Linked DNA regions of Homo sapiens: region 1 is linked to region 2. A link is an interaction called in ENCODE POLR2A ChIA-PET data of the cell type or tissue named here. Cell type or tissue: MCF 10A. All regions are shown on one strand. Each heading gives the region's core, and the rest is flanking DNA. Links, peaks and the distances in the headings are about the cores only. Region 1 overlaps P2RX7 (purinergic receptor P2X 7). Region 2 overlaps LOC124903037 (a long non-coding RNA gene).

Region 1 (15,380 bases), core at 4,610-9,609, 210 kb after region 2:
TATTCAGATCTAGTGTAAATGTCACTTCCTTGGAGACACTATCCCTGCCCCTTGTCAGAAGTAACTCCCTTGCTCCTATCACAGCATCCTGCTTGTTTCTTTCAAACTCTGTATCCCAAGCTGTCCTCACTGCATTTCTTTTCACCGTGATTGCCTGTCTGCCCCACTGCACCTAACCTCCCAAAGAGCCTCTCTTATTCACCTGTTCATCCCTAGCTCCTGTACAGTGCTGGGGTGCTCAGTAAGTGTTTGCTGAATGAACAGATGAGATTGGACAGAACGGGGAAGGAGAAGGGAGACATCAAGGTATCCTTTGAATTTCTGGCTTGGGAAGTTGAACTGATGGCAGGTGGTGCTACTGGCTGATCTTGGGAGCTCTGGAAGTCACATGTGGGTGGGGTGAACTGAGATCATGATTTGTCTTTTGTAGCTGTTTGAATTGCCTCTAAACCATTTAAGTATAGAATATCTGGAGGTGGTTAAATATATGGGCCTGGAGCTCGAGAGCAATGCTTGGGCACCATCCAAATCATAAGAATAGCTACCATGGCTAGACATGAGAAGCTGCCCAAAGCCATGTATTAGTCTGTTCTCACACTGCTAATAAAGACATACCAAAGACTGGATAATTTATATAGGAAAGGTTTAATTGACTCACAGTTCCAATGTGTCACCTGGGGAGGGCTGGGGAGGCCTCACAATCATGACAAAGGCAAGGAGGAGCAAAGCCACATCTTACATGGTGGCAGGCAAAACAAGAATGAGAGCCAAGCAAGAGGAGAAACCCCTTATAAAACCCTCAGATCTCGTGAGACATATTCACTACCACGAGAACAATATGGGGGAAACCGCCCCCATGATTCAATTCTCTCCCACCAGGTCCCTCCCACAACACATGGGAATTATGGGAGCTAACAATTCAAGATGAGATTTGGGTGGGGACACAGCCAAACCATATCAGGCCACTTGGCCAATAAGTGACCAAGCCAGGATTTGAACCAGGTGGTTTGTTTCCAGTGCCCATCATACCACTGGACTGAGATAGGTGTGTAAGGGACAAAAACCAAGATGAGTTCCTTGCCTCTGAGGGTCTTATTGTTTTTGGGGGGAAATAAAACATAAATACTCATAACTTACCAGACTGGAAGGGCTTGCATAAGAGCCCTGTTAGTTTTATTTGACCCTTATCCAAGCTTAAGTGCAGTGATTGTTTGGTTAAAATGGTAAGTCAGTGTCAGCCACTTCCTCCGATTCCTGAAGCCTTAGGATCATGTGACCATGATAATTCATTAAAATTAGCTAAGGATGTTGGAAATGCAAAATCCTCTCCATAGATCATCATTTATTTTGGAAATATGATTCATAGCCCTCAGGAATGGAAAACAGGAAGCTGAAAAGTCACAGTAAAAGTGAAAGAAGATAGGAATTTCTAATCTATTCAAAAAAGAGAAGTTGAATCAGGGGATCCTCAGGGATTCCTGAATGATGACTGCATGGGATTAGAACATGGGTTGAGAAACATACAAGCAGCAGAGGGTGAAACCCCACTCGGTGCATTCCAGTGGGTAATTTGAATAAATGGGGGTGGTGGTCATGGTTCCTTATTGCCTCTAGTAGGCAGGGCTTTGTGTAGACCATGACTTTTGGTAGAAGCCAAACGAAGATTAATTTTTTAGGGCTGCTGGTTGGCCTGGAATTAGGGTGTTTTTTTTTTTTGAGACAGCGTTTCGCTCTTGTTGCCCAGGCTGGAGTGCAATGGTGTGATCGTGGCTCACTGCAACCTCTGCCTCCCGGGTTCAAGCAATTCTCCTGCTTCAGCCTCCCAAGTAGCTGGGATTACAGGTGCCCGCCACCACGCCTGGCTAATTTTTTGTATTTTTAGTAGAAACAGGGTTTCACCATGTCGGCCAGGCTGGTCTCAAACTCCTGACCTCAGGTGATCACCCACCTCAGCCTCCCAAAGTGCTGGGATTACAGGCGTGAGTCACCGCACCCAGCTGAAGTAGGGATGTTTTAATAACCTCTTTACCTCAGTGGTGAGGGAGGGATTCCCAGTTCCCACCCCAGGGTTATGGCGGTAGCTGAACACATGACACCCAACACTGGGCAAATGAGATTGGCAGCAGTTTTTGGTCACACACACTCACAGCTCGGGGAGGAAGACCCCACTTGCCGTGCAGGGCCACACAGAAACAGAGTGAACAACCAGGGCCAGTGCGGGGCAGGCTTTGTAGCACCAAGAGGGTGAGGAGGCCCTGGTTCCCCGGAGGATGTGACTGGCTCATTTGGACAACTCCGTGGGTTGGCAGGAGACTCACACCTGCCGCTCAGGGATTAGCAGGAACTGCATCTGGTCTTTTTGATAAGGAAGGCTGTTTCACTGGGCGCCCTTTGCCAAGGGAGGACTGGGAGAGAAACTTGGGGTGAGGCACTCCTGATTTCACCTGATGTCAAAGCAGCACCTCATATTAGAGCTTAATTTTAGGCCTTACACTGCACGGTGGGTACCCAGTGGGTCCTGCTGACTGCCCTTCATCTCCTGATTTGGTGCACTCCTTCCTGTGATCTGAAGCTCAACACACAGCCTCATCCCTGCCAGCTTGGGACAGGGGCCATTCCAAAATTCAAGGCCACCAGAGCTTTTCGTCCTTTTCTCTTGCTGCTGATTTGTTTTCTTTTTTTCTTTTTTTTTTTTTTTGGTGACTTCCCAAGAGGAAGAGGAGGGGAGAAAAGAGAAACATTCCATTTGGCCGCATATATAGCGCAAATGTTTCATGGAGTAGGGAAAGACTGAAACAAAAACAAAAACTGTATCCACCACCACTCCCAGCTCATTTTCCACACAGCGATCATAGTGATCTTTAAAAATTAATTTGGTGGCTGGGCGCTGTGGCGTACTCCTGTAATCCCAGCACTTTGGGAGGCCGAGGCTGGTGAATCACTTGAGGTCAGGCATTCGGCACCAGTTTGACCAACATGGAGAAACTCCGTCTCTACTAAAAATACAAAAATTAGCCAGGCGTGATGGTGGCACACATGTAATCCTGGCTACTCAGGAGGCTGAGGCAGGAGAATTGATTGAACCCAGGAGGTGGAGGTTGCAGTGAGCTGAGATAGTGGCATTGCACTCCAGCCTAGGCAACAAGAGTGAAACTCTGTCTCAAAATAAATAAAATAAAATAAAATAAAATAAATTAATATGGCTGGGTGTGGTGGCTTACACTTGTAATCCCAGCACTGTGGGAGGCTGAGGCCGGTGGATCACTTGAGGTCAGGCATTCGAGACCAGCTTAGCCAACATGGAGAAACCCTGTCTCTACTAAAAATACAAAAATTAGCTGGGTGTGGTGGCAGGCGCCTGTAATCCCAGATACTTGGGAGGCTGAGACAGGAGAATCGCTTGAACCCAGGAGGCAGAGGTTGCAGTGAGCTGAGGTTGAGCCACTGCACTCCAGCCTGGGCAACAAAGCAAGACTCCATCTCAAAAATAAAAATAAAAATAAAAAAATTAAAATTAAATGTGATCTTACCAGGTTCCTGCTTAGAACCCTTATGTGGCTTAGGTCTTAGGATACAGACAAACTCTACCATGGCCCACAGGCTCCAGGCAGCCTAGCCCCTGCCTGCTTGTCCAACCGTAACTCATGCCTTACTTCTCTGTACTTTTTATGGCACAGTCATACAGTTCTCCTTTAAGTTCTATAAACCTGCTCTGCTTTTCCTGCCCCAGGACCTTTGCACATACTGTTCTCTGCCTAGAATGCTCTTTCCTCCCGCATTCACTAGTTAAGTAATACTCATCCTTCAGATTTTAGCTAAAACATTCCTTCCTCAGGTAGGCTGATCTCCCCAAATAGGCCAAATTTCCCTACTATAAGCTCTCATGCCATCATTTGCCTTTTCACCATTATACTCAGCACAAGTTGCAAGATGCCATTTGCTTGAATTATTTGATTAATTTCCATCTCCTCATATCTCTATGAGACTGGCTACCTTATTTATCCTTGGTCTCTAGAGAGTGCCTCATTGAATAGTTGTTGAGTGAATGCGTCAATGAATGAGTTAACTGTGATTTGGGGACCTTCTGAAAAGAAAGGAAATGAAGATTTAAATAAATTATATACCTTTTTTTAATTATCAAAACAGTCACATTAAGGACACTTACATTGCCAGGCTAAAATCAGGAAGGGTTTAAAAAGTTACTCCCCTTTAGAAAGAGAAATGCATGTCTATTACCAATGCTATGTGAAATCAGCCAAGAGAAAGCAGATCCCTTCTCTTCTGACACAGAAAGGAAGCCATGAATACTGGCAATTACCGTAGCAGAAGTCTGTCTTTAAGTATAAGAAAACAGATCCTACAAAACGTGACTCTCATCACCTTTGGCGGTGACATTATTTTCTACAGTAAACTAAAAATAATACAAATATGACGCCTGTTATTGTAGGACGTGTCTGACATATTACACACAGTTGAAGTGACACATCACTCTCTCGCCCAGAGCATCAGTGGGGAAGGTGATGGAAAACAGTAGATGGATCCAGTGATTATTTGTAATTTCACATTCTGACTCCATCTGCGGCCTCATTAAGGTGATAGAAACATACTAGGAATAAGGCACCAAAAACAAAGGTACAAAGGCCCAGAAGCCATCAGAATGGAAACTTGTAACAGTGACATAGAATTCGTGAAGTAAAGAAATGTAAGCTCCAAAGAAATCATATGTAGTAATCCACTTTTTAAAATATCTTTGAAAAGGTAGTAAAAATCAAAGTTCAATCTGGCATAATTAACTTGGTTCCTGAGTTTAAAGCCAAATAAAACCCTGTATCAAAAAATGGTTTTATTCATGCTGTCTTACATGAATATAGTAGAAAGCTGCTGGTTTTTAAAAGGTATCAAAATGGTAACTCTTAGAACATATATAAAAAAATTCACAGATCCTTCATCAGTCACAATATTTAATAGTGGTCTCTAAACTATTCGATAAAATAGCTATTGTTTAGAAACAGATAAATAGCCAACTCTAGTGACCAAACCAGGAAAAGGAAATCCTGAAGCAGGATCCTAAAACCTGTCACTGTGCATTTTCATATTCTCAGCAGTTGATGTATGGAAATGGTAAAAGTGTGGTGTGGGTTGCTTTTGAAGCAGCTAGCACCCAGACTGCGTCAGTTCTGATTGGCTGCAAAGTACAGAGTGTTAATGGCATAAAGCCAGCTTTTTAGTCACTTTCAGTCATAGAATTGTTTTGTTGTTGTTGTTGTTGTTTTTTGAGACAGAGTCTTGCTCTGTTATCTAGGCTGGAGTGCAGTGGCACTATCTCGGCTTATTGCAACCTCCACCTTCCAGGTTCAAGAGATTCTCCTGCCTCAGCCTCCCAAGTAGCTGGGATTACAGGCGCCCACCGCCACACCCACCTAATTTTTGTATTCTTAGTAGAGACAGGGTCTCACCATGTTGGCCAGGCTGGTCTCGAACTCCTGACCTCAGGTGATCCACCCGCCTCAGCCTCCCAAAGTGCTGGGATTACAGGCGTGAGCCACCACGCCCGGCCTTCAGTCAAAGAATTGTGATGAGGATCGGAATGCATTGGGTAGCTCAGCAGTTAGATTTGATAGATTCCAAGGCTGGTCTGGTGAGTTACCTGATTTGGTCTATAGCCCTTCTAGAACTGTCCAGTGGAAACCTAAGTTCCTGAGGCTCCCAGGGTTGGTCCGGGCTCCCTGAGAACATTAGAACCAGGGAAGGTATGGGCTGAGTCTGTGTGCCCATTCATCAGGCTTGCCCTCTGTTCCAGTTACCTGTTGCTGTGGAACAAATAAGCCCCAAACTTAGGGACTTAAGATAGCAATGTGGTTTTCTGGATTTATGGGGCAGTTCTCACTTGGGATGTATCATGCGGTATCAGTCATATGTTAGTGGAGTCCAGAATCACCTGAAGGCTTCTTCTCTCTCATGTTTGGTGACTGGGCTTGGATGGCTTGAAAGCTGGGGCTGGTCAGGCACTGTCCACGTGACTGCTTGGGCTTCCTCACAGCAGGGCAGTCTCAGGATAGGCAGACATTTTTTTTTTCTTTTTTTTTTTTTTGAGATGGAGTCTCGCTCTGTCACCCAGCCTGGAGTGCAGTGGCACGATCTCAGCTCAATGCAACCTCCACCTCCCAGGTTCAAGTGTTTCTCCTGTCTCAGCCTCTTGATAGCTAGGACTACAGGTGCCCGCACCATGCCCAGCTAATTTTTGTATTTTTATTAGAGATACGGTTTCACCATGTTGGCGAGTCTGGTCTTGGACTCCTGACTTTAAGTGATCCGCCCGCCTTGGTCTCCCAAAGTGCTGGGATTACAGGTGTGAGCCACCACACCTGGCCAGGATAGGCAGACTTTTAAATGGCGTCTGGCTTCCCCGATAGCAAGAGTTCCAAGGGACAGCAAGTAGAAGCTGTCAGCCTCTTAAGATCAGGATCTGAAACTGACACAATGTCACTTCCACTTTTGGATAAAGCAATCAGAGCCACCCATATTCAAGGGGAGGAGATAAAACCCTTAGGTCTTGGGGGACTTGAGTGTCAAAGAATTTGTGGCCACCTTTAGTTCTCCACATTCTCCAGCCAGGATGAAAAGGGTTTGTTTTTAGTTGGACATTATCCTAGTCTGACCTCATAATGAAATGTTTTGCATTCATGTAGATCTTTACACATTAAAAGACAGTTCATGTGCACTGTCTCAATTTGTCCTCACAATATCTCTGAGATAGTAGTTGGGCAACAAGGAGACAGAGGCACAGAGGTGAGAGGCCTAGGGTCACACAACTTCCTGGGGACAGAGTTGAGACTTACATCTCAATCTCTTTTCTCTGAGTCCATGTAGAGGGATTCTGGTTTGTTTAACCAGGTCACTTTGCTCTCAGACACAGAGAGCAACAGAAGATGAAAGCATATTTCCCTTTGGCTGAAAATGTGGCCACAGAGCTTTGCAGGTGAAGTTCAAGTTGCTGGTAAATGTCATGTTAACATGGCTACTGCAGCCCCTGCTATTGGTAAGGACTCTTTTTTTTTTTTGGGGGACAGTTTGCTGTGCCTCCCAGGCTGGAGAGCAGTGGCACAATCTGGGCTCACTACAACCTCTGCCTCCCGGGTTCAAGTGATTCTTGTGCCTCAGCCTCCCGAGTAGCTGGGATTGCAGGTGCATGCCACCATGTCTGGCTGATTTTTGTATTTTTAGTACAGACAGGATTTCGCCTTGTTAGCCAGGCGGGTCTCCAACTCCCGACCTCAGGTGATCTGCCTGCCTCGGCCTCCCAAAGCGCTGGGATTACAGACGTGAGCCACGGTGCCTGGCTTCAGTAAGGACTCTTGAAGCCACTGTACTGCCCTTCACTCTTCGGAAACTCTTTCCGGATCCTCCAGCGGCAGCAGCTGGGCAGGATGGCAAAGTCAGCCATGTCCTGGGAGCCGAAGCGCCAGGTGGCGTAGCACCTGTAGGCACAGTGCCGCAGCCGGCTGTTGGTGGAATCCACATCCAGCGCCAGCAAGGGCTCCTGGTAGAGCAGGAGGAACTGCAGGACGTGTCTGGACAGGACCAGCTTCCTGAACAGCTCTGAGGTGGTGATGCAGGCCCCCGGCTTTTTCCGGCAGCACAGCTCCTCCAGGCACCTGTGGCTCTCAGGGAGTTGAGATGGGAGGCAGCTTCCACACTGGCACCAGACGGGGCTATCCCTGGATCTAGGAGTCGCCTCCTTTCTAAGCAGCTGTATCTCCTCTGGTTGTCCAGGAATCGGGGGTGTGTCATGGAGGGCCAGGGGCAGCCTGGACAAATCTGTGAAGTCCATCGCAGGTCTCTGAAAAAGCAAGTTTCCAAACCTATTAGCCATGACAAGCCCTCAGGTTCTAGGTTCTTTAATTTTATTAACTTATAAAGTTACGTTTAATATTACATGATTTATAGTAGCCGTCATTTATTAGGTGTAGATATCAGGACCATGCATGTGTTCTGTAAGCATTGCCTCATTCAGGCCTTTGAAGACGCTTGTGAGATAATGTATCCTTGTCTTTATTTTACAGATTTTTTTTTTTTTTTTGAGAGAGGGTCTCACTCTGTCGCACAGGCTGGAGCACAGTGGTGTGATCTTGGCTCACTGCAACTTTCACCTCCCAGGTTCAGACAATTTTCATGCCTTAACCTCCTAAGTAGCTGGTATTACAGGTGCATGCCACCATGCCCAGCTAATTCTTTCGTATTTCTAGTAGAAACAGGATTTCAACATGTTGGCCAGGCTGGTTTGGAACTCCTGACCTCAGGTGATCCACCTGCCTCAGCCTCTCAAAGTGCTGGGATTACAGGCATGAGCCACTGCACCTGGCCTATTTTACAGATTTTGGAAAATGAAATTCAGAAAAGCCAGGCCTCTGTTGAGATGTCACCTCTTGTCCTGACCACCCTATCTAGCAGCTTTTCTCCCACATGATTCCCTTATCACACTGTGGTATTCCACATTCTTCATAGGACTTAGCACTATTGGAAATGGTTTTTGTGTGTGTGTGTGTGTGTGTGTATTTGTTGTTTTTTTTTTTTGAGATGGAGTCTTGCTCTGTCTCCCAGGCTGGAGTGCAGTGGCATGATCTTGGCTTACTGCAACCTCCGCCTCCTGGGTTCAAGCGATTCTTCTGCCTCAGCCTCCTGAGTAGCTGGGACTACAGGCGCGCACCACCACACCCGGCTAATTTTTATATTTTTAGTAGAGACAGAGTTTCACCATATTGGCCAGGCTGGTGTTGAACTCCTGACCTCGAGTGATCCACCCACCTCAGCCTCCCAAAGTACTGAGATTACAAGCGTGAGCCACTGCACCCGGCCATGACTTAGTTTTTAACAAAAATATTTAAAAAGTAAAAATAAAAATAAAAAATGTTAAAAATAGAAAAAAGTATATAGAATAAGGATATAGAGAAAGAATTTTTTTTTTTTTGAGATGGAGTCTTGCTCTGTCGCCCAGGCTGGAGTGCAGTGGTGTGATCTTGGCTCACTGCAAGCTCTGCCTCCTGGGTTCACGCCATTCTCCTGCCTCAGCCTCCCGAGTAGCTGGGACTACAGGCGCCTGCCACCATGCCTGGCTATTTTTTTGTATTTTTAGTAGAGATGGGGTTTCACCATGTTGGCCAGGATGGTCTCAATCTCCTGATCTTGTGATCCGCCTGCCTCGGCCTCCCAAAGTGATGGGATTACAGGCATGAGCCACCACTCCCGGTGAGAAAGAAAATATTTTTATACCACTGTACAGAGTTTAAAAAATTTAAAAATTTATAAAGTAAAACAGTCACAGTAAGCTAAGATTAATTTATTATTGAAGAAAGATAAATATTTTGAAGTAAATTTAGTGTAGCCTAAGTGTACAGTGTTTATGAAGTCTACTGTAGTGCACGGTAACAACCTAGGCTTTCACATTCACTCACTACTCACTGACTCACCCAGAGCAACTTTCAGTCCTACAAGCTCCATTCATGGTAAGTGCCCTATGCAGATGTACCATTTTTAAGCTTTTATATCATATTTTCACTGTACCTTTTCTATATTTAGATATACAAATCTTACCATTCTGTTACAGTTGCTTACCGTATTCAGTACAGTAACATGCTGTACAGGTTTGCAGCCTAGGAGCAATAGACTACACCATATAACCTAAGTATAATAGGCTATTCTATTTAGGTTTGTGTAAATAGAGTCCATGATATTCAGACAACCACAGAATCAGCTACTGATGCGTTTTTCAGAACATATCCCCATCATTAAGTGATGCATGACTGTAGTTCACTTCATACACAAATCCAACAAGAACATTACAAGAATGGAAACACTTTGGTCAGTCTTTCTCAAGAAGAGATGTAAAAATCCTAAATATTAGTGAATGGAATTCAGCAATAAATACAAAGAATAGTACAACACATTCAAATTGAGTTTACTTCAGGAATGCAAGTTTGGCTTAATATTTGAAAATCAATCAGTACAATTCAACTAACAGAAAAAAAGAAGAAAACTCACTGATATTTCAAAAGGAGCAGAAAAGACTTTTTTTTTTTTTTTTTTAGATGGAGCTTGTTCTGTTGCCCAGGCTAGAGTGCAGAGGTGTGATCTCAGCTAACCGCAGCCTCTGCCTCCCAGGTTCAAGCAATTCTCCCACCTCAGCGTCCTGAGTAGCTGGGATTACAGGTGTGCACCACCACGCCTGGCTAATTTTTGTATTTTTAATAGAGACAGGGTTTCGCCATGTTGGCCAGGCTGTTCCTGAACTCCTGACCTCAGGTGATCCGCCCACCTTGGCCTCTCAAAGTGGTGCAATCTTGGCTCACTGCAAGCTCTGCCTCCCAGGTTCATGCCATTCTCCTGCCTCAGCCTCCTGAGTGGCTGGGACTACAGTCGCCCGCCACCATGCCTGGCTATTTTTTTGTATTTTTAGTAGAGATGGGGTTTCTCCATGTTGGTCAGGCTGGTCTCAAACTCCTGACCTCAGGTGATCTGCCTGCCTCAGCCTCCCAAAGTGCTGAGATTACAGGCATGAGCCACCATGCCTGGCCATTTCTGTTGTTTTAAGCCACTTAGTTTGTGGTAATTCAGCCCTAGGAAATTGAAGATGCCCAGCAACCAGAACTGCTGGGGAGAGTGCAAATGTGAACAACCATTTTTCAGCACCGTTTGTTAGTATCTCCTAAAACCGAACATATGTCTGCCTTATGACTCAGCAATTCCACTCTTAGGTAACTGTCCAGTAGAGTGCCATATGTTGAGCATAGCAGCGTTATTGGCATTAGCCCCAAACTGGACACTACCCAAATGTCCATCAACAGTAGGATGGCTGAATAAGTTGGATATTTATAAAACAGAATTATACAATGAGAATGAACTATACATGGCATCATGAACAACTCTCACAAAAATAATGTTGAGTAAAGGAAGCCAGACACTCAACCGCGTATATACCGCTTACATACTACGTGATTCAGTTTTTAGAAAATTCTAGCCAAAGTAAAATTAATCTTTGGAAACAGGATAATGACTACTTTTAAGAGAGGGCAGTTGGTGGGCTTGGTACAGCTGAGGTGGGAGGACTGCTTGAGACCAGCCTGGACAACATAGTGAGACCTCGTTTGTAATTTAAGAATATACATTTTTTTCTTTTTTTTTTTTGAGATGGAGTCTTGCTCTGTCACCCAGGCTGGAGTGCAATGGCACAATCTCGGCTCACTGCAACCTCCACCTCCTGGGTTCAAGCAGTTCTCCTGCCTCAGCCTTCTGAGTAGCTGGGATTACATGTGTGCCACCACACCACCCGGCTAATTTTTGTATTTTTAGTAGAGACGAGGTTTCACCATGTTGGCTAGGTTGGTCTCGAACTCCTGACCTCAAGTGATCCACCCACCTTGGCCTCCCAAAGTGCTGGGATTGCAGGTGTGAGCCACCGTGCCCAGCCAAATTTTAAAAATTAAAAAAGGAGAAAGAGAGGGTAGTGATTGGAGGGGGGCATAAAAGGGACTCCTGCTAGTAATTTTCAATTGTTTAATCTGAGTGCCGGTTATATGAGTATGTTTACTTTGTTAAAATCCATCAGTTTTGATTTGTACAAGTTTCTAGATGTGTTTATATTTAACAGTAAATTTTCTTAAAAAAAAAAAAAAGACAAAATGATTTAACTTACTGGGACTTCTTGGCCCTTGACATCTTGCAGACTTCTCCCTAGTAGCTGCTGGTTCACCATCCTAATGTGGGATTCATCCACAAAGGACACATACTTTAATGTCTAGGAAAAGATGGTTTGAAAGTTTACCCATTTTTGTACAGAATTATCAAGAATTGCCTATCTAAAGGCAACTGTAATTCCTATTTGCCAAATGATAGACTATTGAACAAGCTGGCTCAAAACTCTCATTAACCAAGAATTAATGATTTCTGAGTCTAAAGATAAATCAGAAATGGAACCCCATGCTTTTTTTTTTTTTTTTTTTTGAGTTGGAGTTCACTCTTGTTGCCAGGCTGGAGTGCAATGGCATGATCTTGGCTCACTGCAACCTCCGCCTCCCAGGTTCAAATGATTCTCCTGCCTCAGCCTCCTGAGTAGCTGGGATTACAGGCATGCACCATCATGCCCAGCTAATTTTGTATTTTTAGTAGAGACGGGGTTTCTCCATGTTGGTCAGGCTGGTCTTGAACTCCTGACCTCAGTTGATCCGCCCGCCTTGGCCTACCAAAGTGCTGGGATTACAGGAGTGAGCCACCACGCCAGGCGGAACCCCATGCATCTTAACTTGTAAATTCAACACAGCCACAGCTTACTGCTTAATGTTTTTACATTGGACCCCCCAGTTGCTGCATAAAATTTCTTTGTTGTATTCTGTCAATTTCAGTAACTCTAGATTCAGTATCTCCAGAAATTTGTACTATTGCAACTTAAATTATTTACATGTTTGTTAAATTTCATCTCATCTTGGGCCATGAAGTGGTGATTAGTTTTAGCTGCAAAGATGAACTTTTATTTCAAATTGTGAATGCATATACAATGGACAGTGAATTATGCATCAGCTGCTGGAACAGGACAATCATGTTCTTGGATGAGGGAAAGACAAAGAAATCGTCTTTGTTTTTTTTTTTTTTTTGAGACGGAGTTTCGCTCTTGTTGCCCAGGCTGGAGTGCAATGGCGCAATCCTGGCTCACCACAACCTCCACCTCCTGGGTTCAAGCGATTCTCCTGCCTCAGCCTCTAGAGAAGCTGGGATTACAGGCATGCGCCACCATGCCTGGCTAATTTTTTGTATTTTTAGTAGAGACGGGGTTTCTCCATGTTGGCCAGGCTGGTTTTGAACTCCTGACCTCAGGTGATCCACCCTCCTTGGCCTCCCAAAGTACTGGGACTACAGGCGTGAGCCACCACGTCTAGCCAATCGTCTTTGTTTTTAGGTACCAGAGATTTATCTTTGGGGAAAATCATGGAGTTGAACGCAGAGGACCTGCTTGATAAAGTCTGAATTAATCAAATCAAAACAATACAGATGACGCTAAAATCTCTTTGACTACTCCTACTCCCCCACCCTAAGCTCCTTTCCAGAAGCAGCCACTGGTACAATTTTGTGTACATATATACACCCACACATATGTATATGTATGTGTGTGTGTGTGTACACTTGTGTATATATAGAATATACATGCAGAAAATATACAGATTAGCTTCTGTGTCTAGTGATTTTTTTTTAACCTATATATCATATAACATATATTGTTCTACAGTTTGCTTTTTTTCTTTTAACAAAATGTCTTGGAGATCTGCTCTTGTCAAGTCCTATAATTTTTTTTTTTTTTTTTTTTTTGAGACAGAGTTTCCCTCTGTCACTCAGGCTGGAGTGCAATGGCATGATCTCAGCTCACTGCAACCTCTGCCTACCAGGTTCAAGCAATTCTCCTGCCTCAGCCTCCCAAGTAGCTGGGACTTCAGGCATGCACCACCACGCCTGGCTAATTTTTGTATTTTTAGTAGAGATGGGGTTTCACCATGTTGGCCAGGCTGGTCTCGAACTCTTGACCTCAAGTGATCTGCCTGCCTCGGCCTCCCAAAGTGTTGGGATTATAGGCGTGAGCCACTGTGCCCAGCCTTGGGCCAATTATTTAACCTTTCTGTGGCTCAATTTCCTCATATATAGAAAGAGATAATAGTAGCATCTGTCTACATCAGGTTGTTGTGAAGATTGAGTTAATAGATAAAGCATTTAGAAGTGCTGTGTAAATGTTTGCCATTATTATTATCTATCTCATTTTTTTAAGCTGGTGCCTGGTATTCCTTTCTATGGATTTACCATAGTTTCACCATTCACCTGTTGGATATTTGGTTAGATGCTATTTCTTCACTGTTAATAATCATATATTATTGATAATTTAATAAACAATCCTGCTTTGAACATCTTGTACTCATGTACTGCGGGTACTCATGTGAGTGTTTCTCTAGGGCAGGTATGGAGAACTGAAAATGCCAGGCTGTAAAGTATGTCCCATTTAAACATTAGTCACTGCCAAATTGTTCTCCAAAGTTGTTATTTTTCTTTTCTTTTTTCTTTTTTGGCTATACCAATTTAATAAATGACAAAACAGGCTGGGCTCAGTGGCTCACACTTATAATCCCAGCACTGTGGGAGGCCGAGTGGGTGGATCATTTGAAGTCAGGAGTTTGAGACCAGCCTGGCCAACATAGCTAAACACCATCTCTACTAAAAATACAAAAATTAGCCAGGTGTGGTGGTGTGCCCCTGTAGTCCCAGCTACTTGGGAGGTTGAGGCAGGAGAATCACTTAAACCTGGGAGGCAGAGGCTGCAGTGAGCCGAGATCATGCCTCTGCACTCCAGCCTGGGTGATAGAGCAAGACTCCATCTGAAAATAAATAAATAAATAAATAAATAAATAAATAAATAAATAAATAAATGACAAAATTGGCAAGTCCTAGACATAAAAATTTGCCTTCCCTCTATCTTGCCCCTCCATTTTTGTTTCCATTCTTCTCTAAGACCAAAAAATTTATCTGAGAGTTGGTTGATCGGGGTAGAACCCAGCGACGTATCCACTACAGGATGAAGCCTGTGATTTGGGCCTAATTTTCGTGCATTTCTGAGTGATTTCATGGAATCTCTCCATGTCTTGGTGTCCTGTGAACACAGCGGCCTCACCGGCTTTGGCTCCACAATGGACTCGCACTTCTTCCTGTAGTAGTATTCGTTGACCACACAGGGCTGACAGCACTTGCACCAGGGATAAATATGGGAGCGACAGCAGTTACTGGAGTAAGTGTCGATGAGGAAGTCGATGAACACAGCGGCCTGGGGAGAATGCAGACAAGCGCTGCGTTAGTCACTTCCTTCTCCAAACCATTTTCCTAAAGCATGGAAAAGAGAATCTCTTACCAGACCGAAGTAGGAGAGGGTTGAGCCGATGTACACAACCAGCTGGATAATGTCAAATTTTCCTCCCTAAAAACAGAGTGGGAGAGTTTACTCAGGTGAAATTCAGAGCAACGCTCTTTTGCTTCAACGTGCAATTGTTGGTTCTATCAGGGAGCGGAGCCTCATGCTGTGACTTGGATAGATGCGTTCAAGTGCTGGCTGAGGCAGAGACTACGCAGACTGAAACTGACTCTCAGGCATCCTGCTTCAGCCGTGCAGGGTGTGCTTGGACCCATAAAGGTTTTACATGAGCAAGCACTGGGGCCCACACATTAAGGGGAGACCCACTGAAGGGCTATCATTTCTCCATACAAGGTGAGGGTTTCAGACAAGCTTCTCCTCCAAAAGGTTTGACATTACTTCAGAAGCAGAGGGAAGGAATGTCTGGGTGGCCTCGTGGGTTTTTTTT
Region 2 (15,380 bases), core at 3,592-8,591:
AAAATACAAAAAATTAGCCGGGCGCGGTGGCGGGCGCCTGTAGTCCCAGCTACTTGGGAGGCTGAGGCAGGAGAATGGCGTGAACCCGGGAGGCAGAGTTTGTAGTGAGCCGAGATCACGCCACTGCACTCCAGCCTGGGTGACAGAGCAAGACTCTGTCTCAAAAAACAAAACAAAACAAAACAAAACATTCTAGGCCGGGTGTGATTGCTCATGGCTGTAATCTGAGCACTTTGGGAGGCTGAGACGGGAGGATCACCTGAACCCGGGAGTTCGAGACCAGCCTGGGCAACATAAGGAGATCCCATCTCTACAAAACATAAAAACAAAAATTAACTGGGTATCGTGGTGCACACCTGTAGTCCCAGCTACTCGGGAGGCTGAGGTAGGAGGATCACTTGTGCCCAGGAGGTCGAGGCTGCAGTGAGCCACTGTACTCCAGCCTGGGTGACAAAGCGAGACCCTGCTCAAAAAAAAAAAAAAAAAAAGGAAAAGAAAACGTTCTAAAATTAGCTATGTGAATGGTTGTACAGCTCTGTGAGTATACTAAAAACTACTAAATTGTATAATTTAAACGGGTGTATTATATGGTATGTGAATTATATCTCAATAAAGCTGTTAATATTGAGGAACACAAAAAGAAGAGTTAATGCAGCTGGAAAGTGGCCACAGAAGGACAATGAAAACAACAAAGGCTAGGGAGAAACTTAAGTATCAGGGGAAAATTTAAAACAGTGCAATACTTGGGAAGACTTGTCTTATTTTGTCCCCAGCACACAGATCTGTACCTAGCATAAGCAAGCTCCCAGTAAATTGTGTTTGGTTTTTTGTTGTTGCTGTTGTTTTTGAGAGAGTCTCCCTCTGTCACCCAGGCTGGAGTGCGGTGGTACAATCTCTGCTCACTGCAAGCTCTGCCTCTCAGGTTCAAGTGATTCTTCTACCTCAGCCTCCCGAGTATCTGGGATGACAGGTGCATGCCACACATCCGGGTAACTTTTTTATTTTTAGGAGAGATGAGGTTTCACCATGTTGGCCAGGCTGGTCTCAAACTCCTGACCTCAAGTGATCTGCCCACTTTGGCCTCCCAAAGTGTTGGGATTACAGGCGTGAGCCACCGTGCCCAGCTGAATTGTATTTTTTTTTTTTTTTTTGAGACGGAGTCTCGCTCTGTCGCCTAGGCTAGAGTGCAGTGACGCGATCTTGGCTCATTGCAACCTCTACCTCCCAGGTTCAAGTGATTCTCATGACTCAGCCTCCCGAGTAGTAGCTGGGGTTACAGGTGTGCACCACCATGCCCAGCTAATTTTTGTATTTTTAGTAGAGGGGTTTCACCATTTTGCCCAGGCTGGTCTCCAAGTCCTAGCCTCAAGAGATCCCCCTGCCTCAGCCTCCCAAAGTGTTGGGATTACAGGCATGAGCCACCACACCCACCCATCAATAAAAGTTTGAGTGAATACTTTTTTTTCTGGAAGGTGGAGAAGGAAAATGATTTAAAAAAAAAAAACATAAGGGAGTAAATAGGTTACACATGAGTTTACAATGCCTACCTACCTGAAGTTGGGACCTTCTGAAGTTGAGAGAGATTTGTGCTTAAATATCACTCTTTTTTCAATGAAAGAGATGCATTTTGTGATCATAGTTTTTTCTTTGTTTCAAATTTTATATAATGACCCTCTTTTTTTTTTTTTTTTTTTTTTTTTGAGATGGAGTCTTGCTCTGTCGCCCAGGCTGGAGTGCAGTGATGCAATCTCAGCTCACTGCAAGCTCCACCTCCGGGGTTCACGCCATTCTCCTGCCTCAGCCTCCTGGGTAGCTGGGACTACAGGCGCCCACCACCACGCCAGGCTAATTTTTTGTATTTTTAGTAGAGACAGGGTTTCACTGTGTTAGCCAGGATGGTCTCGATCTCCTGACCTCGTGATCCGCCAGTCTCAGCCTCCCAGAGTCCTGGGATTACAGGCGTGAGCCAGCATGCCCGGCCAATGACCCTCCTCTTTCAATTGTGTACTAATTGTATCAATTGTGGTTCAGGAAATTTTTGTCTGTTAAGTTATGATCATAACAACCTAATACTTTGTATTTCAGAGACAAAAAGTAGGAATGCCAAGACACATGGGATAATTTATTGCAACTCAATGCAATTGAGGATGCATTGGATCCTTAGGATGTAGTGGGGCCATTTTCTGAGTTGTTTCTTTTTAGCACCTCAAAAAATTATTTTATTGAATTCACAATGTGCTGAAAGTCAAATAATTTCAAACCTCTCTCAATGTCAAGAAGAAGCAAAAGTTCCACTATCTAAATTTTTGAGGCCTGGCATGGTAGCTCACTCCTGTAATCCCAGCACCTTGAGAGGCCCAGTAGGGGGTTCGCCGAGCCCAGGAGTCTGAGACCAGCCTAGGCAACATAGGGAGACCCCATCTCTGCAAAACACACACACAAAAATTAGCTGGGTATGGTGGCACGCACCTGTGGTCCCAGCTACTTGGGAGGCTGAGGTGGGAGGATCATGTGGGCCTGGGAGGTCACGGCTATAGTGAGCCATGATTGTGTCACTGCACTCCAGCCTAGGTGACAGAGTAAGACCCTATCTCAAATACACAATTAGGTTGGGCACGGTCTCTCACACCTATAATCCCAGCACTTTGGGAGGCCGAAGTGGGACCACCACTTTCAGGCAGGAGAACAGGGTCTGGAGACAGGGAGCCTAAGGCCAACCTGCAGCAGACTTCTTGGAACTGGACCAGAAGGAAAACCCCACCTCTCCATGCCCAAGTGATAAGGGGCCAGAGGCTCCTCCCTCTACAAAATCCCCTCTCCCTTAGGTCACAAACAGTAAATGCCTCTAATTGGTAGAGGGCCAAGCCTTCACTTCAGCCTTTGATTGGTTGTGGGCAAATCCTTCATTGGCATAGGATGTAAGCAATTGGAAGCCTCTAAAGGGTACCTAGGGATGTTGCAAAATTCTTTTAGTTTAATAAAAACCCTAAACAACATTGCAGCTGGGGCTCTTGAGCTGCTTGCTTGAGTCCGCTCCCACTCTGTGGAGTGTACTTTCATTTCAATAAATCTGTGCTTTTGTTGCTTCATTCTTTTGTTGCTTTGTGCATTTTGTTCAATTCTTTGTTCAACGTGCCAAGAACCTGGACAACTCACAATCAAGACTTTCCATTCGGTAACAGCTTGAGCCCAGGAGTTGGACACCAGCCTGGGCAACATAGTGAAACCCTGTCTCTACAAAAAATAAAAAATTAGCCAGGTGTGGTGGTGCACGGCTGTGGTCCCAGCTACTCAGGAGGCTGAGACAGGAGGATTACTTGAGCCCAGGAATGTGAGACTGCAGTGAGCCGTGATTGTGTCACCGCACTCCAACCTGGACGATAAAACAAGACCTTGTCTCAAAAAAAACTAATAAGTCCAGGTGCAGTGGCTCATGTCTGTAACTCATGACTTGAGAGGCCAAGGCAGGCAGGTAACTTGAGCCGAGGAGTTCGAGATCAGCCTGGGCTCTACAAAAAACACAAAAAATTAACTGGGCATGGTGACAGGAGCCTGTAGTCCCAGCTACTCCAGAGACTCAGGTTGGAGGATCACCTGAGCTCTGGAGGTTGAGACTGCAGTTAACCGTGTTTGCACCACTGCATTCCTACTTGAGTGAGAAAGTGAGACCCTGTTTCAAAAAATAATAATAATTAAATTTTTGTAAGTTACTGAATAATCTTTTTCAACATGATGTGTACTTAAAAGACAACAGGCCAGGCGCAGTGGCTCACGCCTGTAATCCTAGCACTTTGGGAGGCCAAGGCGAGTGGATCACGAGGTCAGATCGAGACCATCCTGGCTAACACGGTGAAACCCTGTCTCCACTAAAAATCGAAAAAGAAATTGGCTGGGTGTGGTGGCAGGCACCTGTAGTCCCAGCTACCCAGGAGGCTGAGGCAGGAGAATGGTGTGAACCCAGGAGGCGGAGCTTGCAGTAAGCCGAGATCACGCCACTGCACTCCAGCCTGGGCGACAGAGCAAGACTCCTCAAAAAAAAAAAAAAAAAAAGAGTATTTGGCCGGGTGCGGTGGCTCACGCCTGTAATCCCAGCACTTTGGGAGGCCGAGACTGGTGGATCATGAGGTCAGGAGATCGAGACCATCCTGGCTAACATGGTGAAACCCCATCTCTACTAAAAATACAAAAAAATTAGCAGGGTGTGGTGGTGGGCGCCTGTAGTCCCAGCTACTTGGGAGGCTGAGGCAGGAGAATGGCGTGAACCCGGGAGGCGGAGCTTGCAGTGAGCCGAGATGGTGCCACTGCACTCCAGCCTGGGTGACAGAGCAAGACTCTGTCTCAAAAAAAAAAAAAAAAAAAAAAAAGACAATAGGGTAGAAGGCTTTATTATTATCCTAACAATGGAATCACCCAATGATAACAAGTCATAGAAGGCAGATAATATGCCTTTTTAAAAGTTGGTTAGCAACTTGCTGTATTAAGCCATTTCTTATTCTGGAAAATGTCAAACATATTTAAAGTAAATAGAATAATACAATGAACCCTCACATACCCATCACCCAGTTTTAACAGTTCTCTACATTCTGCCATTCGTGTCTCATCTCCAGCACGTGTACCTCTCTACCCATGCCCCACCACTCTCCCATCTAAGCTCAACTGCATCATCATTAGACGAGTGCCCAACTCTGGTTGCCTAGATATGAGCCAGATCAAAATATTTGAGAATTGGATCTGGTTTGCTATGTTTTTATTTATCCTTGGTCAATTTAACAAATATAACTATTTTACCTACTCAAGGTAATCCATCTTTTTTGGACTCATTGCATAAGTTTTATAATTTAAAAGATCAAATAAACTCTCTAACCATCCCTGCTTAACCTGAGTTTGCAAATGCCAAAGTTGTAGATAGGTCATAAAGTTGACTCACTGGTAGAAATGACGAAGTATCTCTTCATCTGAATGCTTAAACCAGCTCCCATCTGAATCCAGACTGTGATTGACTTCCGCTACAGTAAAGATGGTTTCAACAATACTTATTGCACTTTAGAGAAACATCTCTGCAGCTGGAGAACAGATGGCTCCCCAGAATCATTTTCTTTTGGACTGATAGCATCTTTTTGGAATTCTGCCAGTGAATTATGCTGTCAACTCGTACATGTAATCTTCTTCTGCCTTACGTCTCTCCCTCTGTAAAATGGAGAAAATGGTTGTGAACCGGGAACTTATGTCTTCAACTTTGCCAAATAGCTGAAGAATCCTGAAAGTGAAACAGAAACAGAACTTTCTGTGGTTCCCAGGCCAGGCACGGTAGCTCATGCCTATGTCCCAACACTTTGGAGGCTGAGGCGGGCAGATCACTTGAGTTCAGGAGTTTGAGACCAGCCTGGCCAACATGGTGAAACCCTGTCTCTACTACAAATACAAAAATTAGGCTGGCATGGTGGTGCGTGCCTGTAATCCCAGCTACCCAGGAGGTTGAGGCATGACAATCACTTGAATCCAGGAGGCGAAGGTTGCAGTGAGCCGAGATCATGCCACTGCACTCCAGCCTGGGTGACAGAACGAGACTCTGTGTCAAATAAATAAATTAAAAAAAAAAAAGGCCAGGCATGGTGGCTCATGCCTGTAATCCCAGCACTTTGAGAGGCCAAGGCGGGCAGATCACGAGGTCAGGAGTTCGAGACCAGCCTGGCCAAGATGGTGAAACCCCATCTCTACTAAAAATACAAAAATTAGCTGGGTGCGGTGGTGGGCACATGTAATCCCAGCTACTCGGGAGGCTGAGGCAGAATTGCTTGAACCCGGGAGGCAGAGGTTGTAGTGAGCTGAGATCATACCACTGCACTCCAGCCTGGGCCACAGAGCAAGACTGTCTCGAAAAACAAAATAAAATAAATAAATAAATAAATAAAGTGGTTTCCAGAGAGTGAGACAAATAACACAGGGCCAATTGATATTTCTCTGAAGTTGGAGCACTTTACAGGCTTTTTCTCCAATAACCCTCCTTAGCAGGCAGAAAGGAGAAAGGGTTTTCTTCTTTTCATGGCTTGGGAAGGTGAGCTGTCTTGCCTGAGGCTCAGTGAGGCAGTGATGAAAGAAGAGCTGCCAACTCTCCTATCCCCAGTCCAGCATGATGCTCACCAGAATTACGATTCTTCCAATAAAAAGACAGACCTTCCAAAACAAGTTCATTCTTATACAGTAAATCTACATTCATATACGTCTTAGTCCATTGGTGTTGCTATAAAGGAACACTTGAGACTGAGTAATTTAAAAAGAAAATAGGTTTATTTGCAGGGCTGGGGGAAATGGCTCACACCTGTAATACCAGCACTTTGGGAGGCTCAAATGGGAGGATCACTTGAGCCCAAGTTTTATAGACCAGCCTGGGCAACACAGCAAGATTCAGTCTGTAAAATCTACCAGTGAGTCGATTTTATGACCTATCTCCAACTTTGACATTTGCAAACTCAGGTTAAGCAGGGGGTTGGTTAGCCAAGCGTGATGGCACATACCCATAGTTCTCACTACTTGGGAGGCTGAGGCCAGAGGATCACTTGACCTCAGGAACTGCAGGCCATCCTGGACAAGAGAGAGAGACACCGGCTCTAAAAAATAATAAGTAAATAAATAAAAATTTAAAAGTTTGCCAGGTTCTCATCTTGTTAACCGTTGTATCATAGTATGGTTTTGCTTGAACGGAGTCTCACTAAGATCTAGAAATTCTGAACTTAATAATGAGTCCCGGCAGAGCACAGTACCTCATGCCTGTAATCCCTGCACTTTGCGAGGCCCAGGCAGGCGGATCACCTGAGGTCAGGAGTTTGAGACCAGCCTGACCAACATGGTGAAACCCTGTCTCTACTAAAAATACAAAAAATTAGCAAGGCTTGGTGGCAGGCACCTGTAATACCAGCAACTCTGGAGGCTGAGGCAGAATTGCTTGAACCTGGGAGGTGGAGGTTGCAGTGAGCAGAGGTCCTGCCACTGCACTTCAGCCTAGGCAACAGAGTGACACCTCGTCTCAAAAAAAAAAAAAAAAGAGTCCATCATTTGCTATAAAGTTTTTGAGCTAGAAGGGCCCTTCAAGGTCACTTTATGTACTTTCTCAATTTACATTGACAAAGTGCCTCCCAGAAGAGTTAAGTGTGCTCAGGATCACACATCTAGCTACAGGCAAAGATGGGACCAGAAGCCAAGTCTGACCTCTTAAACGCATGCTTTTTGCTGGCAACTTTGGAAAAACTCCAACCATTCTTTGCTCTAAATTCAAAGACAACCCAGGCTTCAAAGACGGAAACTATCTGATGACTCCTTGATAAGGATGTTGGGAATTTACCTGGACAAATCTTATACTCCAAACTACAGTAAATTCTAAACCAGAAAAGGGTTTAAACATATTTTTTAGAAAACTAAGAGAAAGCATATCATGTCTATTTCAGATATAACATGAAATAGATTTCAGATTTCTTTTCTTCTTAAAAAATTTTTTGGCCAGGCTCAGCGGCTCATGCTATAACCCCAACACTTCGGGAGGCTGAGGTGGGCAGATCACCTGAGGTTGGGAGTTCGAGACCAGCCTGACCAACATGGAGAAACCCCGTCTCTACTAAAAATACAAAGTTAGCCGGGTGTGGTGGTGCATGCCTGTAATCCCAGCTACTCAGGAGGCTGAGGCAGGAGAATCACTTGAACCTGGGAGGCAGAGATTGTGGTGAGCCGTGATCACACCGCTGCACTTCAGCCTGGGCAACAAGAGCAAAACTCCGTCTCAATAAATAAATAAATAAATAAATAAATAAATAAATTTTTTGAGTCAGGATCTTACTCTGTCACCCAGGCTGGCGTGCAGTGGCACCATGATGGCTCACTGCAGCCTTGACCTCCTGGGCTTAAGCAATCCTCCTGCCTAAGCCTCCTGAGTAGCTGGTATTACAGATGTGCACCATCACATCCAGCTAATTTATTATTATTTTTTGTAGAGACGGGGTCTCCCTATGTTTCCCAGGATGGTCTTAAACTTCTGGGCTCAAGCACTCCTCCTGTCTCAGCCTCCTAATGTGTTGTGATTACAGGCGTGAGCCACCGTGCTGGGCCACCTACTCTACTCTCTCGGTTTTCCTTCTGTCTCTCTGAGCAATTTCTTCTCCATCTCCTCTACCCACCCTTCAAGTTTTGGTGTTGATACAAGTATTGCAGGCCTTTCCACTTCTCACTCGACAGATTCTTCTGGATGACCTCACCCTGTACTCCAGATAGGTAACCATTCTCAGGAATTCCCTGTCTAGGTCTGTATATGGGTCTCCTGAGCCTCTGCCAATCCGTCTCTTCCCTGCGTTTCAGATTTGTCAGCTCAGTACCCACTTCCTTCCAACCCATGCTCCTCTTCCTGGGTTCCCTACCATGCTCTATGGCACCATGCTAGAGAACTGCAAGTCATCCTTGACTTTGCCTTTGAGCAGCTCTAGCCCTGTGCACCACTCACATCCATCTACTTCTTCATCCCCTTGGCCCATGGCTCTTACTGTTTCTCTTGCTTCATTGCAGCTGCAGGAGCTTGAGCTCCAATCTGCACTACCCCACCACCCCCACCACCTGCTTAGTCATCCCCACTTCTGGTTTGCTCTCTATCCTGAGGACAAAAGCCTCTTTACACGAAAAGTCTGACTTTGTCTTTTCCTGTTTAAATTCCTTTGGGATGGTGGGGCAAGGCGGCTCATGCCTGTAATCCCAGTACTTTGGGAGGCTGAGGTGGGCAGATCAGTTGAGGCCAGGAGTTCAAGACTAGCGTGGCCAACATGGTGAAACCCTGTCTCTACTTAAAATACAAAAATTAGCCAGGCATGGTGACGCGCACATGTAATCCCAGCTACTTGGGAGGCTGAGGCAGGAGAATCACTTGAACCCGGGAGGCAGAGGGTGCAGTGAGCCAAGATCTCACTCATAAATGTGTGTGTGTGTGTATATATATACACACACACACACATTTATTCCTTTAGGGTTTCCCAATGGCCTCATGAAAAAGTCCAAATTTATTAAAATAGTGTTACAGGGTCCTTTATCGTCCATTCCCTGCTCACCCCTCCAGGCCTACTTCCCACCACCCTCACCTCACAACCTCCACTGTAACCATACTGAACTGCTTGCAGTGCCCCAGTGGGTCATACTCTCCTACCTCTGGGCCTTTGCACAGGCAAGCTCTTTTGAGATGTAAATTCCCCATCTCTTCCAAGTTCAGAGGAAGCGCTTCATTGGCTTCCTGGACTGGCTATCTTTAATCAACCTTTAGCTACCAGCTCTGTAGACTTTCTCAAGGAGCTGTACTCTTAACTCCTAAAGTTGTCAGGCACACTGATACACATGTACATCATACACGATACTCACTGTCATACCGTATTATAATCGCTATTTTGCTACCTTGGTTTTTCTTTTCTGCTTTTTTTTTTAAATTGAAGTGCAATTAAGGTATAATAAAATGCACGAAACTTAAGTGTTCAGTTCAGTGAGTTTTGCTTTTGTTTTGAGACAGAGTCTCCCTCTGTCACCCAGGCTGGAGTTCAGTGGCGCAATCTCGACTCACTGCAACCTCCGCCTCCCAAGTTCAAGTGATTCTCCTGCCTCAGCCTCCCAAGTAGCCGGGATTACAAGCGTGTGCCACCATGCCTGGCTAATTTTTGTATTTTTAATAGAGATGGGGTTTCACCATCTTGGCCAGGCTGGTTTCGAACTCCTGACCTCATGTGATCTTCCTGCCTGTGTTGGGATTACAGGCGTGAGCCACCGCACCTGGCCACTTTGGTGAGTTTTGATGACTGAATACATTCATGTACTCACCCAGAACAAAATAAGAACATTTCTGTCATCCCAGAAATGTGTGTGTTTGTGTGTGTCTGTGTCTGTTCCTCTCTAGTCAACATCTCCTCCCATCCACAAATGCAGCCCACTGTGTAACTGGTTACTTGTCTGGATAGACTTTACACTCCATGAGGGCAGTTACCATGTCTACCTTCTTTTTGTTGCCCAAGCTGGAGTTCAGTGGCACAAACATGGCTCACCACAGCCTTAACCTCCTAGGCTCAAGCAATCCTCCTGCCTTAGCCTCCTGAGTAGCGGGGACCATAGGCACATGCCACCATACCCAGACAATTATTGAAAAAAGTTTTGTGAGACAGGGTCTCCCTATGGTGCCTAAGTTGATCTCAAACCCCTGGGCTCAAGTGTTCCTCCCACCTCAGCCTCCCAAAGTGCTGGGATTACAGGTGTGAGCCACCACACCTGGCCTTCATCTTCTTTATACATTTCAAAACCTAGCACATAATAGACAACTTAATAAATATGAATGAATGCATAGAATATTGATAGAATGGATAGAAAACTGCTGGGTATGGTGGCTCACGCCTGTAATCCCAGCACTTTGGGAGGCCGAGGTGGGCAGATCACCTGAGGTTGGGAGTTCGAGACCAGCCTGACCAACATGGAGAAACCCCGTCTCTACTATAAATACAAAATCAGCCGGGCGTGGTGGCAGATGCCTGTAATCCCAGCTACTCAGGAGGCTGAGGCAGGAGAATCGCTTGAGCCCGGGTGATGGAGGTTGCAATGAGCCAAGATCGTGCCATTGCACTTCAGCCTGGGCAACAAGAGTGAAACTCTGTCTCAAAAAAAGAAAAAAAAAAAAAGAAAACTGCAGTGATTACATTAATTTATTGGGATATTTTAGAGATTAACATCACTGACTGTAATAAAAATAGTTAAGAGGCAAAATATAGAAGTCTCCTGTCTCCTTGAGCCTTTGTTCACCCCTGTGCTGGTAATGAGACCTTTCTGTTGAAGTTACAATTCAAGGATTAGGCATTCCATCCCCAATAACAGTTGGCAAAAGTCAAAATAAATATTTTTGGATTCCACAAAATTTGAATTTCACACTGAAGTGATTCAATTTTAAAACATATTTACTTCAAGTCAAGTGTCCAAGTACCATATAAGTAATATCATCTCAAACAGCTACAGAAATGTGAAAATACATTTCAGACATTCACCAACAGACGTCACTGATACGTTGCAGTTATCGTATTTAGCATAAGCTTCAGGTATTAAAAGTAGGCCAGGTGCGGTGGTTCACGCCTGTAATCCCAGCATTTTGGGAGGCCAAGGCGGGCAGATCACTTCAGGTGTGGAGTTTGAGACCAGCCTGTTCAACATGGTGAAACCCTGTCTCTACTAAAAATACAAAAATTAGCCGGGCATGGTGGCGCATACCTGTAATCCCAACTACTTGGGAGGCTGAGGCACAAGAATTGCTTGAACCTGGGGAGGCAGAGGTTGCAGTGAGCCGAGATCACACCACTGCACTCCAGCCTGGATGACAGAGTGGGATTCTGTCTCAAAAAAAAAAAAATGTAGATTAAGTCAACTCTCCCCACCCTCTTGAGAAGTGCTGACAAGGTCGAGAAGACGATAAATGGGACTAAGCCTTTTTTCAAAGATCATAATCAACACATTTATTAAAACCTTGATTGTGTGTAGTGCTATGCCATGCTAAATGATTCACACAGAGAATTAGCTAAACCTTGCCTCTCTCCTCTAACAGTTTACAATCCAAGGCAGACAGGCTGACGCTCTTGCACATTTATAGCCAAATTAGACAGACGCAATGAAATACGAACATTATCAACTGATAAATGAATAAAGTAGACATTCAGGGAAGGAGACATTCAGATGGTTGTGATAAGAAGAGTTGCCTTGAAAATTCCAATTTCAGACTATGCAGGATAAAAAGATTAGTACTCTTATCCATCACCACCTTCATTTACAATCATGTAAGAATATACATGTGCCTAGGCTGGGCACGGGGGGCTCATGCCTGTTATCCCAGCACTTTGGGAGGCCGAGGTGGGTGGATCACAAGGTCAGGAGTTAGAGACCAGCCTGACCAACATGGTGAAACCCCATTTCTAGTAAAAATACAAAAATTAGCCAGGCATGGTGGCGTGCGCCTGTAATCCCAGCTACTCAGGAGGCTGAGGCAAGAGAATTGCTTGAACCCGGGAGACAGAGGTTGCGAAGAGCCGAGATTGCACCATTTGCACTGCAGCCTGGGCAACAGAGTGAGACCCCATCTCAAAAAAAAAAAAAAAAAAGAGATACATGTGCCTAATAATTGTTCCCAAAAATGTCAACCTTTGTCCATCCTCATTCTGAAACCCTTACACCTTCTAGAGTCACAATACTTGTAGCAGTACTTTTTTTTTTTCTTTTTGAGACAGGCTCTTGCTCCATTGCCCAAGCTAGAGTGCAGTGGCAAGATCATGGCTTACTGCAGCATTGACCTTCCTGGCTCAAGTGATCTTCCCCCCTCAGCCTCCTGAATAGCTGGGACTACAGACACCATGCCTGGCCCGTTTTTTTTTTTTTTTTTTTTGTAGAGACAAGATCTCACTATGTTACCCAGACTGGTCTCAGACTCCTGGCCTCAAGCAATCCTCCTGCCTCGCCCTCCCAAAGTGGTGGGATTACAAGCATGACCCACCATTCCTGGCTGCCTGTAGTAATTTTGTAAGACTATAATTTCAAATGGTATTCTTGAACACACATCTGACTATGTCTTTGCTAAAAGGTTAATAAAATAGCCTTTTCTTTTCAGCACTGCTGCCAAGATTTCCAAAACAGCTCTTTTCATCTTGTATTGAATTTTTTTTTGTTTCAACTGATTCAATTCTATTTAATTCTTATCTCCCCTACTTCAACTTTTTTTTTTTTTTTTTTTTGAGACAGAGTTTCGCTCTTGTTGTCCAGGCTGGAGTGCAATGACAAGATCTCAGCTCACTGCAACCTCCACCTCCCAGGTTCAAGCAATTCTCCTGCCTCAGCCTCCTGAGTAGCTGGGACTACAGGTGCACACCACCACACTCGGCTAATTTTCATGGTTTTTTTAGTAGAGACGGGGTTTCTCCATGTTGGCCTGGCTGGTCTCGAACTCTTGACCTCAGGTGATCCACCTGCCTTGGCCTCCCGAAGTGCTGGGATTACAGGCCTGAGCCACACCACCTGCTGAAGCTAATTCTTTAGAATGGCCCCTTTAATTTGAATGGCTAATTATTACACCATTAGACGCTTGAAAAAAATACTTTTGGCCAGGCGCGGTGGCTCAGCAGTACACATATGCAGGTGTGTATATTGATATGACACTCATAGAAGAGTTCTAGGAATTTGCTCGATATGTTTATAGCTGGGTGTGAACTGATAGTCCCGAAGCTGAAAGTGGAAACTCCAGTACCTAGATTCAGATCCATGTTTCAAGTCGCTCTGAATATCACTTTTTTTTTTGTTTGAGACAGGGTCTTGCTCTGTTGCCTAGGCTGGAGTGCAGTGGCACAGTCACGGCTCACTACAGCCTCCACCCCTGGGCTCAAGCGATCCTCCTGCCTCAGCCTCCTGATTAGCTGGAACCACCAGTGGGCGCCACCACACCTGGCTAATTTTTGTAATTTTTGTCGAGATGGAGTTTTGCCCTCTTGCCCAAAATGGTCTGGAACTCCTGGGCTGAAGCAATTCTCCCACCTCAGCCTCCCAAAATGCTGAGATTACAGGCCTAAGCTACCACACCTGCCTGAAAATTATCTTTAAAATGACCTCAGATGCCTGGCTGAGTAATGTGTAGGTACTAGAATAGGCACAGGGGTGCCATAAAAAATGTTAGTAGATGAATGACATAATCCAAGTTTCTTGGTTTTCGTTGTTTTTCCTGTAAATGAATGACCCCTAATAGAAATTTTCAGTTCATGACTGTTAATGGGGATGGGGGAGAAATGTCCAGATCTGTTGTAATCCTTAGCTTTCTAAAATTCTTGCCCAGCCTCTAAAGCACTGCTCTCCAAATCTTATTATGTCTAAGAATAGAAATATCCTGGAGCGCTGACCTGATAGAAGTATTTTTCAGTTGTTTGATAGTGTTCACCTCGACTCTTATTAGAAGAGAGGGTAGCAAAGATTGGGATGCCTTTCCAAAAATATCGAAGCCTTTATCCAATATGGAATCACTGTCCCACAGCAGTGAGAATTACCTTAAGCAAAGTTATCTTGCTTAGAAAGTTGACTATAAAGACGGCTATGAGGACCGAAATCTTAATTTTCTTTTTTTTTTCTGATTACAAAAGGAAAATGCATTATTGTAGAAATATAGAAAAGTGTACAAAAGAATATTAAAATTACGATTCCACTACTTAAAGATAAGCAGTACCAGCATTTTGATGTACATCTGACAATTACAACAGCCAGACTTAACATTTACTGAGTCTTCTAATTTTTTTTTTTTTTGAGAAAGAGTCTTGCTCTGTCGCCCAGGCTGGAGTGCAGTGGCGGCATCTCAGTTCACTGCAAGCTCCACCTCCCCGGTTCACGCCATTCTCCTGCCTCAGTCTCCCCAGCAGCTGGGACTACAGGCGCACGCCTCCATGCCCAGCTAATTTTTTGTATTTTCAGTAGAGACGGGGTTTCACCGTGTTAGCCAGGATGGTCTCCATCTTCTGACCTCGTGATCCGCCCACCTTGGCCTCCCAAAGTGCTGGGATTACAGGCGTGAGCCACCGTGCCCATCCGAGTCTTCCAATTTTTAAAAAGTATGCTGGCCAGAGGCCGGGCATGGCACACAGCTGTAGTCCCAGCTACTCGGGAGGCTGAGGCAGGAGGATTGTTTGAGCCTAGGAGGCAGAGGTTGCAGTGAGCCGAGATTGTGCCACTGCACTCCAGCCTGGGCAACAGAGCTCGACTCCTTCTCAAAAAAAAGAAAAAAAAAAAAGCTAAGCACTATGCGTTAGAACACAGATGTTCTCATTATTTTAAAGACATGGGGGTCTTGCTATGTTGTCCAGGCTACATTCAAATTTTTCCAGAGAATGGGTGTATCAATTTGCATTTCTATTGGTTTTGTATAGAAACAGCCCAATTCTCTGCACTCTGATCAGCGCTTATTAATTTACTCAAATCTTGGCCAATACTGTGTCTATTTTATTTATTTATTTGAAATAGGATCAAGCTGGGCATGGTGGCTCATGTCTATAATCCCAGCACTTTGAAAGGCCGAGGTAGGCAGATCACCTGAGGTCAGGAATTCAAGACCAGCATATAGCCAACATGGTGAAACCCCATCTCTACTAAAAATACAAAAATTAGCCGGGCATGGTGGCAGGCAACTGTAATCCCAACCCTAATCCCTCTAATATTCTGGAGGCTGAGGCAAAAGAATTGCTTGAACCCAGGAGGTGGAGGTTGCAATGAGCAGAGACAGTGCCACTGCACTCCAGCCTGGGAGACAAAGCGAGACTCCGTCCCCACCCCCCCAAAAAAAAAGAAATAGAATCTTACTCTGTCACCCAGGCTGC

What was found. Peaks named below come from ENCODE experiments on the same cell type or tissue, not always from the same donor. Only the 100,000 strongest peaks of a DNase experiment are listed, where the experiment ranks them.
Region 1: POLR2A ChIA-PET joins it to region 2 with 5 read pairs; 3 of 35 experiments call an interaction of 5 or more read pairs at or near these places.

Annotation. Positions count from the first base shown.
Region 1 is chr12:121,176,765-121,192,144 of GRCh38, reverse strand. It overlaps P2RX7 (purinergic receptor P2X 7), which reads right to left. Exons shown (of 13, transcript NM_002562.6): 10 at 14,933-14,998; 11 at 14,699-14,848; 12 at 11,690-11,791; 13 at 4,113-7,840. The coding sequence ends at 7,343. All of the region lies in intron 2 of LOC105370032 (a long non-coding RNA gene), which reads left to right. Among named protein-coding and RNA genes, the nearest start is that of P2RX4, 26 kb to the left of the region's middle. RefSeq lists an enhancer at 1,717-2,217. In MCF 10A, for the core only: no CTCF peak of the experiment used is centred there; a DNase peak (open chromatin) is centred at 7,544.
Region 2 is chr12:121,381,777-121,397,156 of GRCh38, reverse strand. It overlaps LOC124903037 (a long non-coding RNA gene), which reads right to left. Exons shown (of 2, transcript XR_007063498.1): 2 at 4,731-5,187. Among named protein-coding and RNA genes, the nearest start is that of RNF34, 11 kb to the left of the region's middle. RefSeq lists an enhancer at 4,965-5,374. In MCF 10A, for the core only: no CTCF peak of the experiment used is centred there; no DNase peak of the experiment used is centred there.